Linked DNA regions of Mus musculus: region 2 is linked to region 1. The links are chromatin loops, found by intact Hi-C in ENCODE. Cell type or tissue: heart. All regions are shown on one strand. Links, peaks and the distances in the headings refer to the core of each region. The heading gives the core; the rest is flanking DNA. Region 1 has its middle 24 kb from the start of Cwc15. Region 2 overlaps Amotl1 (angiomotin-like 1).

The links. Peaks named below come from ENCODE experiments on the same cell type or tissue, not always from the same donor. Only the 100,000 strongest peaks of a DNase experiment are listed, where the experiment ranks them.
Region 2: it touches region 1 in a loop (2.0-fold over the local background); 1 of 42 quality-filtered maps calls a loop at or near these places.

Annotation. Positions count from the first base shown.
Region 1 is chr9:14,522,694-14,525,599 of GRCm38, reverse strand. No RefSeq gene overlaps it. Among named protein-coding and RNA genes, the nearest start is that of Cwc15, 24 kb to the right of the region's middle. In heart, for the core only: no CTCF peak of the experiment used is centred there; a DNase peak (open chromatin) is centred at 1,749; H3K27ac peaks cover 263 bases.
Region 2 is chr9:14,574,109-14,577,014 of GRCm38, reverse strand. Amotl1 (angiomotin-like 1) reads left to right here. Exons shown (of 13, transcript NM_001081395.1): 4 at 1,576-1,864. Among named protein-coding and RNA genes, the nearest start is that of Amotl1, 39 kb to the left of the region's middle. In heart, for the core only: a CTCF peak has its summit at 1,477; a DNase peak (open chromatin) is centred at 2,054.

The sequences.
Region 1 (2,906 bases), core at 269-2,768:
TTACAGGGATTTGGGCAACCCACCCACCTGACAAAGAGGCAGCATTGTGAGCTTGAGAGGTATGTGAGGAAAAGATATGGGTGAGCCCTGAAGCATGAGCAAGTTTATGTTCAAAGTACCAACCCTGAGTGGGCTCTGAGCACAAGGACAGGCCTGTGGCCTTGTTTCCCCCAAGGCCTCACCATCTGAACCCTAGGCTGGCCTGCAAGCTACCTCAGTAAGTATAGTCTTCCCCCCCCGGAGATCTGTGGCTCTGAACGCCTTTTAGGAACAGCCCTCATTTTTGAGAGCTTGAGAGACTTGACTTTGAATTCCAAGGCATCCCAGAAGCACTCCCACCCCATAAGGCTCTCTTGACACTTTGTCAGTTTGTTGAGGACTCCTAGCCACGATCTTTTTGGGGGTTTAAAGTTTATAATGCTATATTGTGAGGGTTTGTTTTGTTTTCTTTGTTTTTGCACCATTCTACTTCTTCTCCTGGGCCAGCCCATGAATAAGTTGAGAAACTTGTCAGGAGCTTTCCTGTGGCGGAGTTCACGAGTGGACAGAAAGGCAAGGTGAGCCGTGTTCTGGCCAGAGACATCATCAGCGGCACAAGAGCTCAGATCAAGGGCAGAACAACGGAAAACTCACCATGTGTTCTTCAGGGAGCGTGGTGGACGCATGTCAGAAAGAGCCTGAGCTGGAGAGTGTAACCCACACCTCGGGTCGCACTGGAGAAGTCCATACAGCTGTTTGGAACCCTGGTGTAAATGCTTTAGGTTCTGTGAAGTGCCAGATTAAGATCAGTATCCCGCAGACAGAGGTGAGAGCGCTAGCCTAGGCCTTCATGGAGCTCCAGCAACGAGAGACCAGGAACCCAAGGTTGCTTCTCGAGAGGCTGGTGCCGGGCATGGCGGCGCATACTTCAATCTCAGCACTCCTGGGGCCAGCGAGGCAGGAGGATCTCTGTGATTTTGAGGCCCACCTGTCCATATAGCGAGTTCCAGGACAGTCAGAACTACAGAGTGAGACCCTGTCTTGAAAAACAAGCAAACATGCTAATGGATATAACACTGGGTACATGGTGGACTCCACACTAGGACAAAGTAAGACATTCGAGGACAACGTGAGTGCCTCCAAGTTCAAGTGGGGATGCGGAGTGTGATGTGAGGGTAACGTCTGTTCAGAAGGCAGAAGGAATGCTGAAGGCTTTGACTCCAGGACTGTAGAAACCCTCAGCAAGCTCAAGTCTCCCGACATCGCTCATCGCCCATGAGGACGCTGTATTCAAATGGCGCCCTTTAGCGTCTGGATTTGCTATATGGTGGGTGTAGCACTTCCAGATTCTCCCCACAGCTCCACTGTGGAGAAAGAAGTGACCATTCCCACAGGTGTGTCCCTTGGGTGCCGGGAATCTAGAGCAAAATTCCTATTTGTGGTCTGTCACACGACGAGAGTGATAGGCTTCTTTGTGTCATTTCTTTCCCAAATAAGTCTGTGTTGCTAAAGATCTAACCATACTTTTAACTTCCTTCTAGGGGTGAGCTAAATGTAAAATAGTGACTAGTCTTTATTAGGAAAATCAGAAACATTGCTTTTATAATGAGCATTGAAAAGTTTGTGTGTGTTTAATAAAACTCCTCCAGTCAAAGGGGAAAGAAGTTCCACCTTTGGACATTGTGACAGTGGTAGGAAGTCTTGACATTGCTCTACATGAAATGAGAGCCCGACAGAGCTCTTGCTTGGCGATGGGGGTGCCACCTAATGGCCAACTTGGGGAATGACCACAGCTTTCTCTGGGCGCTTAACCTAGGCAGGAGGAGCCTGGGTAAATGTCTGATACTCCTGGAAGCTTTTCAACGCTCATGTCTGACTGTAGACATTTGCTTCTGGTGCTGCTTCCACAGCTCTCACACTCTTAGGACAGGCCTGGGTCTCCAGAATTACATTTTCTGAGCAGAAATGTGCTAAGTCTAGCTGCTGGAGCACAAGAACAGAGGAGAAGAGGAGGGCCTGTACAGAGAGGGAAAAGCCATCTGGCTTTCTAGTCTCTGTTCTTGCAAAGAGATCATCCTAGAAGTATCCCTGTGGCTGCAAACTACTTACAGAAGAGTGAACCTAAAATGGTCACAAAGAGGCCCTTGGGTATTAAAAGACATGAGTGCCAGGAAGCTCTCTCTCTTTCTGTGTATGTGTGTGTGTGTGTGTGTGTGTGTGTGTGTGTGTGTGTGTGTGTGTGTTCTCTGCTCCTCAGCCCACAGAAAACCAGTTTCCATTCTGGGTGTAAGAGCATTTTTAGTGTTGGAGAGAAGTCTCAGCAGTTAAGAGCACTTGCTAGTCTTACAGACTAGAGTTCTTGGCACCTCTAACTCCAGGGGTTCCGGGATCCTCCTCTGGCCTCCACAGGCACCATACTCATGTACACACACACACACACACACACACACACACACCATAAATCTTTCTAAAGAGGGTTCTTAAGGGTTCCATTGCCTTAACCCCCCTTTAGATATATGTCTGCAGAAAGATGTCTCCAAGTGTCTTGGGCAGATAACATCATTTACTAATGACCTTCCTCTTGTCTACACCACCTGCCCAGTGTTGACACTGCCTGCCTCATCTCTTCTTTGCCTACCCTACACCTCTACCTTCTGCTCCATGCCGACCCCACCTGCCCGTGCCTATGTGGCCTTCCCCACACTGTCACTGCCTCCCCTCCCTACATGGCTTACCCACTCCTATAATGCCTTCTCTCTAAGGCTTGTTATGATTTCTAGAGTTGCTGCTTTCCTTTCATGGACCTTGACTTCTCCGGTGGTGGGGTGTTCACTCACTGTGAATACAATGACTTCCAACCCCATGTTCTCTGAAGATCTTCTAGTGAATTCAACCCAAGTTATGTACCAAATGTTAAGAGTTTACTG
Region 2 (2,906 bases), core at 103-2,602, 52 kb before region 1:
ATTCTCTGGAAGGCTCACCCTTTGACAGAAATAATAGGTAGTTTTGGACTGATGCCAGATTTTTAAAATTTTTATTTATGCTTTATGAGACAGGGTCTTACTCTTTAGCCCAGACTGCCCTGTAACTGATCACATGTAGCCCAGGTTCTCCTTGAACTTGTGGTCATCTTCCTGCCTCTGCCTCTGCCTCTGCCTCTGCCTCTGCCTCTGCCTCTGCCTCTGCCTCTGCCTCTGCCTCTGCCTCTGCCTCTGCCTCTGCCTCTGCCTCTGCCTCTGCCTCTGCCTCTGCCTCTGCCTCTGCCTCTGCCTCTGCCTCTGCCTCTGCCTCTGCCTCTGCCTCTGCCTCTGCCTCTGCCTCTGCCTCTGCCTCTGCCTCTGCCTCTGCCTCTGCCTCTGCCTCTGCCTCTGCCTCTGCCAAGTGCTGGGAGTACAGGCTGTGCCAGCACACAGAGCTGTCTTACAGTCGAGTTTCATCACCCCTCCTCCAGTTCTAAGACTTGGAAGTAGAGATTAACAAGAAAGCTAAACCTTGTAGAGGGACAGCAGGGATGGGAGAACCCGATATTAAGATCTATGACTGCCATTTGTTCCTGCACCTGTGCAGGTTCCTATGAGGAGCCCTTGGCTTAGCCTGAAAGAAAACATGGTTATTCTCATGAAACAGGCTGACAGAATTCTGAAGAATTTGGGGGAAGGGGAAGGGGGAGGGGAAGTGAAGACCGGAGGTAGAAATTCATGATTCCAAGTTGAAGTTCAGCACCAGGTACTGAGCTGTTGAAGGACACTGTTGGCTCCTTTATCATCGGGCTAGATGTGAAGTCTGGAAGTTTAGACCCCAGAACCAACAGATCAAAACAAGCCAGTCCTTTGCTCATACTTTCCCATTTGATTAAGTGGTACCCCTACCCATTTCTTGCTGAGCCCCATATCTAGAAATAATATTTTATCTTCCTCCATCTTTGTTTTTCTCATTCTTCATATTCATACCCAGACTTCTCCTGGGCTCTGCCTTTACACTGAGTTCTCAGCACATCACTCCTAGCGAGGCAGCCCTCAGTGGCCTCTGTGTGCCTCTTATGGAAGTGTGGCTGCAGCTTGCACAGACCCTCCCACCCCCGTCTAGCACTGCTGCCCTGTGGGTGTGCTTTCTTCCATGTGGTGATGCTGTCTGATGCTACTTCCTGCCATCTTGTACATCTTTCCCTGGCTTCACCCTTCCACCCAAATCCCTGGTTCTTTCTTCCAGACTTTGAGAAACTCTTGCTCTGACCTCTCACACAGAAATCGCTTCTCCAAAATTCCTTTCTTCGGAGAACAAGACTCCACTTTCAGCATGGCTTGCTTGTCTCTTCTGGAGAGCAGAGACCTGCTCTGCCTGGTCCACTGTCTTCCTAGTGAGAGGAATGTGATAAATACTACCTGAGCCTTAACCTGCCGCTTAACTTAGCAGAGTGTGAGGAAGTGCACGGCTGACCCCTGCTGAGGGAAGCCACTGACAGTGTCTGTGCCGGTGGCCTTCCTTGGTCTTCCATATGTCCTCTGGAGTCTGATGACTGGTCCTCTCTTCCCTTGCAGCCGGCCCTGCCAGCTGCCTTTTCCATCTACGGTGCAGCAGCATAGCCCCATGTCCTCTCAGACCTCCTCCATCGGTGGTACTCTGCACTCCGTCTCCCTGCCTCTTCCACTTCCCATAAGCCTGGCGGCTTCACAGCCCCTACCAGCCTCCCCCAACCAGCAGCTTGGACCGGATGCCTTTGCGATTGTGGAGCGAGCCCAGCAAATGGTAGAGATCCTGACAGAGGAGAACCGTGTGCTTCACCAGGAGCTTCAGGGCTGCTATGACAACGCTGACAAGCTCCACAAGGTATGTACGTGACATGCCAAGGTAATTTGATAGATCCTGGGAAAGAGAGAGGTAAATAATGGGCTGTCGTTGGCAGGAGACCATGAGGTGCTTGGGATTAATTTCTGAGCCACAGGATGTATCAGAGAGCTCTTAGGAGTCTGATGGCCTGTCTGGGCACTTCCTGTTTTGAATGCAATTCAAAGGAAGGAGGATCCTTGGCAGCCATTCTATGAACACAATTCAGGACTCACCAGCTGCTCATGATAGCTCTGGAAGGAGAAAGGCCTTGCTGAGGATGGGACAAAGGGAGAAGCAACTCCTGTATGAGGAGGCCTAAGGGAGAGTCACATGGTACCAAGGGAGTCTGCTCTCTCGACTCCCCCGCCTGGATGACCTGTCTACTTGAGGGAAGGACTGAAAACAAGGCTCTAGCCTTCTGGTGACGGGGTGAAAGCACAGTGCTTCTTAGCTGTGGCTTAAGGTCCTGCCGTAAGCAGTCGCCTGCCACAAGCCTCCATGTGTGCTGGGCTCTTTCAGTCCTTTTTTTTTTTTTTTTTTTTTTGTCTTCTAACCAAATAATGAGCTACGACTTCACTTATGGTCCCTTTACTCTATAGCACACTCTTGTCTCCTTGTCTCGCTCCTGTGAGTCCCTGTCTTCTCCCAAAGAGCCCCTTCAAACTTCATGTCCTATACACATATATTTGAAAAATATACTCAGTATTATGTGTGATTCTGAGTTTGGTTTACTTCTCTTATATAGTAATCTGTAGTCCTATCAATTTCCCTGCAAATGACATAAATTTATTTTTATATGTATGCTGGTTCTGGGACTAGCAGCTGCCTGCTTGCTTGCTAACGCTTTCCCACAAACTCTGGCTCTCACAGCTAGCTTCACAAATTGCTCTGGTCTCTGTTCCTTGCCCAGTGCTGTCAACGGCCATTTCACCCAGCTCCCTTTAGCCCCGTGGAAGGAAAACACTGGAGGCTTCATATTTTAAAACTGACCAAAGGCTGGGCAAAGATTATCCTGCCCCATCCTCCCTGGCCTCCACAGTTG